Regions from separate parts of the Homo sapiens genome. Here region 2 is linked to region 1. Evidence: chromatin contacts called from ENCODE Hi-C or POLR2A ChIA-PET data. All regions are on one chromosome and are shown on one strand. The core of a region is the stretch at or near the end of the contact, and the rest is flanking DNA. Distances in the headings are between cores, read along the strand shown. Region 1 has its middle 64 kb from the start of EHF. Region 2 overlaps LOC102723568 (a long non-coding RNA gene).

What was found. A loop is a pair of places that touch in the nucleus more often than their neighbours do. ChIA-PET counts read pairs that join two places held with the same protein, here RNA polymerase II (POLR2A).
Region 2: a map of MCF 10A shows a loop between it and region 1 (2.3-fold over the local background). The contact joins two enhancer-like sites. A Hi-C loop is called at or near these places in 2 of 168 maps with a recorded cell type or tissue (MCF 10A and PC-3). POLR2A ChIA-PET finds 5 or more read pairs at or near these places in 2 of 52 experiments (MCF 10A and PC-9).

The regions. Positions count from the first base shown.
Region 1 is chr11:34,682,876-34,687,062 of GRCh38, reverse strand. It overlaps the pseudogene NDUFB8P3. Among named protein-coding and RNA genes, the nearest start is that of EHF, 64 kb to the right of the region's middle. RefSeq lists enhancers at 1,504-1,673, 1,144-2,343. Within about 2 kb of position 1,667, at least 8 of the 41 ENCODE cell types and tissues checked have a DNase peak (open chromatin) inside an H3K27ac peak, as active enhancers do; they include PC-3 and PC-9, where a contact is called at or near this core.
Region 2 is chr11:34,747,235-34,751,621 of GRCh38, reverse strand. All of the region lies in intron 5 of LOC102723568 (a long non-coding RNA gene), which reads right to left. Among named protein-coding and RNA genes, the nearest start is that of EHF, 130 kb to the right of the region's middle. Within about 2 kb of position 1,506, at least 13 of the 41 ENCODE cell types and tissues checked have a DNase peak (open chromatin) inside an H3K27ac peak, as active enhancers do; they include PC-3 and PC-9, where a contact is called at or near this core.

The DNA.
Region 1 (4,187 bases), core at 418-2,917:
GTGCAGTGCACCAGCATGGCACATGTATACATATGTAACTAACCTGCACAATGTGCACATGTACCCTAAAACTTAAAGTATAATTAAAAAAAAAAAAAGACTACAGATTGGGGCAGTGTACACCGCTCGGATGATGGGCGCATCAAAATCTCACAAATCACCACTAAAGAGCTTACTCATGTAACTAAACACCACCTGTTCACCAATAACCTATGGAAATAAAAAATTTAAATAAATACATTAAACTTCCAAACACCCCATCTCCAAATACGATCACATTAAGGGTTAAAGCTTCAACATACGAAACTGGGTAGGGAACTGGGTAGGGAGTGGGGCACAGAATTCAGTTTATAGCATCCCCCAGGTCAGAAATAAATAAATAAATATAAACAGGCAATTCACAGGAAAGAAAACCTGAGAAGACAATAAATATATGAAAATGTGCTCAAACTCATTAATATCTGCAGAATGCAAATTATAACACTAATGAGAAAACATTTCACATCCATCAAATTTATGAAAATTCAAAAGTTTGGCAATGCCAAGTGTTGGTAAGGATATGCTGGTAGGAGGGTAAATTAATACTATTACTTTGAAAAACAATTTGGCATTATCTAGGAACTCTGAAGATGCTCATACTCTCTCCAAAATAGTGTTTTAGAGAAACTCTAACTCTTGTGCATGAGGAAACATGTGTAATAATGTCCATTGCAGCTGTTTTCCTGGGAGCAAACATTTGGAAATGATTTAAATATCTATCAATAGAAATGAATAAATTTCAATATATTTTCTGGAATGGAATATGTTTAATGGAACACTTAAAATAAATGTGGAAAACTTCAAATTGAGAGAACAACAAATACTAATATTGATAAAACACACACTGCAGAATGATACAGACATAGGACCATTCAGATAAAATCTTAAAATGTGCAAAATTTTGCTATTTACAGTTTAGGGATGCATACATAGATAGTAAAAGTATAAAATAAGCATGAGTACTCAGAAGAGAAGCAGAAGAATAGGACCGGCGCAATGGTACCCTGTGGTCTCCAATTGTATCTTTCATTGTAACTCTGTTTCCCAAAAAGAAAGAAAAACTCTATATATTTTCTATGTTTGAAATATTTCACAATTATTTTAAAATCTAAAAGGAAAACTAAAATTAAAGTTTTAACAGATTTCTTTTCCTTTTTCATCGTTGTGGTTGTTCAGAAAGGCCAATTCATTTTTTTCTGAATATAAAATAATTAGGCTTTCTTTTTATCTGAATATTGTGTGACTGTGTGTGTGTGTGTGTGTGTGTGTGTGTGTGTGGTGTAGCACTTAATTCTTTAGTAATAACAATGAAAGTTAGCGTAATTGGAAAATTTGTTTCTCCATCAATCATTTAGAATGTTTGGTGGAAAAGTGATTTTTCTGGACTATGCAGATAACTATCTCATCAAGGCCTTGACATGTGTGGACATGACCTCACCCATGGTGGTTTCCAGGATTTGGATGGGAACCAGTTTCCGCCTATTTCACCACCTCAGGAGAAATGCGAGGTATTCTTCCCGGGGGCACCCAGTCAGCGCTGCATCTACCCGAGAGTCCCTGCCCAGCCATGCAATCATTTCTGAAACTAATGAGATCAGCAGCTTTTCACGAAACCATGAGTCATACCTATTGGTGAGGCTTTCCAGGCTTGAGGAGTGCCTTGAAGTGCCGGCTTCACCAGATGTTCTGGCATCACCAATCCTTCCCCTAATTCTGAGTGCCACATCTGACCCACTGCCAACGGTCACAAGGTCGCCAGCGGCCAAAAATCACCTTGGGCTTCAGGTAAGGACCTGTAAAATCAAGGCAATACCAACTAAAATTCCAGCTGGATTGTTTTCAAGGAACTTGATCATCTAAAATTTATATTGGTTCACAAATTACCAAGACAACATTAACTTTAAGACATATTAGAGACTGATAATGAAAACAGTGTGGTAATGTTTCAAAAACAAATTAGCCAACAGAAGAGAAAAAATTAGTGTCGGACAAATAGATAATAGATTACGCATTCATTGAGAGACACTTTGTTTAATAAATATTGAGAAACTAGAAAACTGAAATTAATGAAATCCTCATTGAACTCCTTAAACAAGGATAGATTCTAGATTAATTAAAGGCCTAAATGTGAGCTATAAAACTAAAATAATTAGAAGAAAATGTAGAATATTTTTGTGACCTAGGGGCTTGTGGCAGGGAAAGAGAGAGCATCAATAAAACTTCCAGAGCACAAACCCAATGGCAATGAAAAAAAACCCTTGAAAGATTTGACTATAACAAAACTGTGGATTTTTGTTCATTGAAGGACATCATGAAAAAAAAATAGGGGAATGACAGTATTTAAAAGGAAAGTGAGAGAGCACCTCAGAAGATATTTGTAATCTCTAAAACCAATATCTAAAATATTCAAACAAATTCAATAAATTTCCCCAAATACAATAGCCCCAATAAGAAAATAGAGGGTATGAAAAGACAATTTGAAGAAGAGGAAACACAGAAGATTACTTAGTATATTAAAGTCATTCAAAATTACTAGTAGTCAGAGGAAAGCTGTTTTTAAATGTAATGTTTTCAATTGATAAATAAAAAGTATATATATGTATGGTGTACAAAATGATGTTTTGAAATATGTATAGATTTGTGGAATGGCTAAACTCAGCTAGTTACCATATATTAGCTCCACATACCATTTTTTGTGGTAAGAACACTTAAAATCCACTCTCTTAGCAATTTTCAAGTACACAATACATTGTTATTAACTATAGTCACCGTGTTTAGAGAAAAGTAATTTAAAACAAGGAGATATCACTTTCTACCTTCTGAACCAACAACAATCCCAAGCTGGACAGTGGAAGTGTTGATGAGGATGAGATGCCACAAGAAAGTTCATTACTGTGGGTGGGAGTTAGGACCCAAAGATTCCAGGTGTACATCCCAACGAATTCTTTACCCAACCCCACAGGAGACCATGTACAACAAACACATTAAACAGAATGGTCACCCATGGTAAGAGGCATGGAAACTGGAGTGAGTAGGAAAATAAAAGACAGTACATAAACATGTAAAATTTAAAAAGAAATGCTTCAGGGCCTAATAATAATTATGTTTCATAAATTGTGGAGTGTGATCACCTCTGCAGCTGAGAATATTCTTGCCCTGTAAGTGCTCATTATCTCATGGAGAAAAATATACTACACATGTCAAATAAATTTTATATATATATATTATATATATATATATATCTCATATATATAAGGAATTATGGTGTCTGGTAAAGAGATGTCCAATATACAGATGTTTGTAGTAAGCCAGGCAAACTGTGATAAAAAAGCCATAACACAGAGTGTATTACAACATAATGTAGAGTGACCAACATCTACTTTTGCAAAGACTGAACTCATTATAATTCTTCCTCTGGGGGTATGTTAATGGCACAGTTTACACAATGGAAAAATCTAGGCATAAATTGTCTGAGACAATGCATCCTAGATGCATCTGTACAGATTTATGGAAATGCATTAAGAGTACCTAGTTTTTTGCAATTTTCATCAGCAAATTGAACCACACATTGATAATGAGAGATAGCACTTTGAACACATCGCCTATTGTCTGTAATATCAATAAAACATTTGTTATATATATTTTTCTATGTTTCTAGCCTTTATGAACACCCTGTAGAAGAGCACAGTACCCAGAGAAAATAAATAATTCCTATGTTCTTTTTCCCTCCATCTCTAGAGTTTCTCACCCACCATGTTTTAATGCTTGCTCCTACCTTATTTATATAGTGAATATATTGAAATAAAAGAAATGCCACGAATAGGAGAACAATCAAGCCCATCATTTTTCCCACTTGAAAGAAAATTATATGGTCATTAAAAATAACATTAAAGTAGAAGAAGACTGAGAGCACTAAGGAGGAGATGAGGCATCTTGGCCAGGAATACAGACAGATTTAAGAGCAGAGCTCAGGTTTTCCCTGGTGAGTCATTTGGTTGGTATCCTCAATGCTTTATCCCAACTGCATACCTCTACCAATCCTTTGGGAATTCCAAATGGCCATTGACAATAGCAGGTCACGCATGGAGAAAAAAAAGAAAATAAAATATGTTTTCAAAACTGATTGGGTAAAGGCATAGAGATTTGTA
Region 2 (4,387 bases), core at 257-2,756, 65 kb before region 1:
GACATCAGATGCTGCACAATTGTTGGTGGCAACAGAAGAACAACTCACCAAGTCCTAACTCCATTGCCCACTATTCACACCGGCCGGCCACAGCTCTGTTGCCTGCGATGGGTCTGGAAACACTTCTCTAGGGTTTTCCTGGGACTCTACAACACTTGGATTGATTTCTTTCTGTATCAGGTCATACTCCTTAGAGGCAGCACTAAATGGAAGGCATTTGTTTAAATTCTGATACCTTGATTGAATTTTTCTTCATAACAGGACCAGATTTTTCACTGTCTGCACATTCATTGCTCAGGCACAAGATTAAGAAATAAATTTGTTGTTTATAAGATGAGGACCCACAATATTCAGTAAGGAGAGATGAGTTGTCAACAAGGGAATCAAGAGTTATCAAATGTCTAAAATGTGCCAGATGCTTTTTAACTTTTTCACAACCCAGTGTGGAATTTAGATATTTACCCCTCTGATTACAAATTCATACTCCTTCCACTTATACCACCTTGCCTCCAAGGTCTCTTCTCAAAGAGCCTTTGCTTCCAAGGAGCCAAAAAGAAAGGAAAGTGAGGAGAAGAAAGTGGTCTTCCCTTCTCCTAATGTCTTATGGAGGCTGCTGATAAACAAAGACCCAGAGTTCCAGTTTAGATTTATGTGAGGGAAAAGTCTAAGGCTTGGAGCTAATACAAGAGCATAGCTAGACTATCTTGGCTACCTACAAAGTTGGGAAAAGCACCACAGACACTTTGGCTCCTAGTATTAAGTGGAAACATGAAGAGAAAAGAGTTCGCTTACAGATATAGTGAAGTTTTGGAACAAAGATAGATAGAAAAGAATGTAGCAAAAGAAACAAAAAAAATTTCTTCTCTTTCAGAACCTATTCCTTTTGCCTATTTTGCAAAGAGAATTTTCCCCCATTAAATGGTATCATTCTCCTTATTTTGTCTACCTTTTTCATTCTTTCCTAGATTCCTTTCTTCTATATTTCTTTATTCCTTCTTTGCATTCTCCCTTTTCTCCTCTCTCTTTTTTTCTTTCTTGGTCCTTCAAGCTCTTTCTTAAAGTTCAAATTGAAATACCAGCCTTAATCCCTGGGAAGCAGCTCTGTTTTCCCTGCCATGGCATTGCACAACTTGTGGTGTGGCTCGCTGCCACCATTAGCTGTGCAGTGAGGTTTTATGTAGCCAGGGAACATCTTGTACAATGCAATTTTTTATCAAAACCAAATAGCATAACAATGCATACAGGGCTTCGTTCACCTCAACTTCATAAAGATTTCACTATGATAAAAACAATGAAGTTGACATCTAAAATCCATCTCTCTTTGAAAATAAATGGCCCCAGTGCCTCTCCCTTCCCTCTCCACCCTTCCCAGGTCCCCTTCCAAAGCCCCCACTTGCTCACCGACCCCCCCTTCTTATCATCAAGTGCTTCCTTTGGCTTCCAACTGTTCAGGTTTCACCAGTCTGGTGACCCATTAGGACAGGGTTGCACCACAATGGGGTGAGGCTAGACGAGAGGGGAGGAAAAGTCCTGCGTGGAAAGTCCCAGTGAAGCTGGGTTTGACTCCCCTACAATCATAGCCTCCATAATCCTGGCAAAGTAGGAACGACTTAGAGATAAGTACAGTCAAGTGTCACTTAATAACGAGGATTTGTTTTAAGAAATGTGTAGTTATGTGATTTTGTCATTTACACACATCATAAAGTGTACTTACACAAACCTAGATGGTATAACCTACTACACACCTAAGTTATATGGTATAGCCCATTGCTGCTAGGCTACAAACCTGGACAGCATGTTGCTTTATGGGATACTGTAGGCAATTGTAACACAATGGTAAGTATTTGTGTATCTAAGTATATCTAAACATAGAAGCAGTACAATAAAAATGCAGTATTATAATCTTATGAGACCACCATCATATACACAGTCCCTCATTGACTGAAACGTCATGACTGTATTCTTATTGCAGGGATCAGGACAAGAGTCACAGGCAGGAGCATCTACAGAGCTGAGCAAGTTTCAGCCCCTGGTTCAAGACGGGCCTGGCCCTGCCCATCAACATAGAGGTATCCTTAGCCAGGAAACTCCAAAGAGAGGAACAGGATGCACTTAGTCAAGATCAGGATGCAGTGAGTTGAGAATGCACTAATTTGAGAGCCCAGGATTCATGGCTCAGGCCAGGTTGTCATGGTATTAGACCCCCAGAAGGCAACGATAAAGGACAGGCTTTTCTCCCCACCAATTCCTTCCAAGTGATCCCCAACAATAGGGCTAAATGGGACTCAGAGCTTTCTCTACCTTGAGAGAATCCTTGCCTTAAACTCCCAGAAAAGCCACAGAGCTCCCAACAGGAAGGTTTCACACTGTGTCCTTGAGCATGGAAACAAGTTCTTCAATGCCAGATAGGTAGGAGGGAGGGCTGGAAAAGGAGATGGCTTGCTAAAGGCCAAGAAGAATAATTCCCCAGAGAGAAAGTCCTTGTTCTCTTTCCTACAACACAGGCTAAAAATTGAACCCCCTACCTGCCTAATTCGTGGATACCATCCAACCATTCATTCACTTATTCATTTGTTCAAGAAATAGTCAATGGGGTTCAACCACACATTAACATGATTTCATTACTCTGGGAGGAATGAAATTTATGCCAAAAAAAAGTGCCTGCTTTCATCGAGAGGAATAAATATTTAAAATAAATAAATACATAAAATCCACTAATGATAAGCCTGATGATGGGTTTTGCAGGTTTTTTGGTTTAAGAAAAACAGGGTATGAAAAAGAAATGAGCATGGGGAGTATGTGGCTACTTTAAATTACGGTGATCAGGATGGCTTCTTTGAAGAGGTAGCATCCAGGTGAGACCCACATGAGTAGGAGGCAGGGAAGGGCATTCCAGACAGAGGGAAAGGCAAGAGCAAAGCCTCGGAGACAGGAGCAAGCCTTGCATGTTGGAAAAATGCAAAGAAGTTTTGTTGAGGCTGGAGTGGGGTATCAGAGGAGTGGAGGGTGTGCAAGGAGGTTGTGGAGGCAGGGACCACCTCCAGCCTTCCTCCTGCCCTCCAGGCCACTAGGCCCATCCACAGTTCCCTGTGCCTTTACCCAGTGGCTGGGTTGATCCTGTTAAAGTTCTATCTGGGGCTGGTTTGGAGGGCCTCTGGCTTCTACTCTGTGGAGAGGCCTCTTGGTTCTATGCACCCTCCCAGGAAAGCCCCAGCCCCTTACCTCCCTGCCCAAGCATCAGACACAGAGATTAGTGAGTGATTTCTCTGGGTGTCAGCCCTTGGGTGTGAGATTTAAACCCTTAATTCCAAACCATTACAACATGGGTATCCAATTGCCTCTGATGACTTCAAATCATGATTTGCTTGTGTGTGCCAGACATTTTGTCAACGAAGGATTTCTCTGCCGGCTTCAGTTTTAAGTGAGTCTGCTGTTTACTGAAACTCCAGCCTAATTAAAAACACCCAGACAAATGACAGAATGAAAGGGCATAGAATACCTCAATGAAAGTCTCCGTGAAAGGGTTTGTGGGCTCATCTAAGGAAAAGGAATATGAAAGTGTGTGTAGTCAAAAAATGATGAGTTCATGTCCTTTGTAGGGACATGGATGAAGCTGGAAACCATCATTCTCAGCAAACTATGGCAAGGACAAAAAACCAAACACCACATGTTCTCACTCATAGGTGGGAATTGAACAGTGAGAACACATGGACACAGGAAGGGGAACATCACACACTGGGGACTGTTGTGGGGTTGGGGGAGTGGGGAGGGATAGCATTAGGAGATATACCTAATGCTAAATGACGAGTTACTGGGTGCAGCACACCAACATGGCACATGTATACATATGTAACAAACCTGCACGTTGTAAAACTTAAAGTATTATAATAATAATAATAATAAAGAAAGTGTGTGTAGTAGGGGACAGAAAAGGGACGCTGTTAAGAGCCTGAGCTCTGGACTCTGTCTGTCTGGGTTCGAATCTTGGCTCTGCCACTTGCTAGCTGTGACTCTGGGCTGATTACTACCTTCTCTGTGCTTCAGTTTCCTCATCTGTAAAATGCAGAGAGCAACAGTGTCTTTAGTGTTGTGATGATTAAAGGAGTAAATACATAGGAAGCACTTAGAGCAGTGCCTGGCAAATCATAAGGACTCAAAGGTTGTTCACTTTTATTGCTATGGGTGTGTCGTAAAGCTGATGTGGTCCTAGCTTTGTGTTCGTAATGGCTCAGTTCAGGTGGTTGGAGCTGGAGGCACTGGAGCTAAGACTGTGGGCTCAGGGCCTCAAGTCCCTAGAATCACACCACACTTCCAAATCATTAAGCTCACACACACAGGCCTTTGGTCCTAGAGGGAAAAAATACAAAGATGTAGACAGTGCATCACA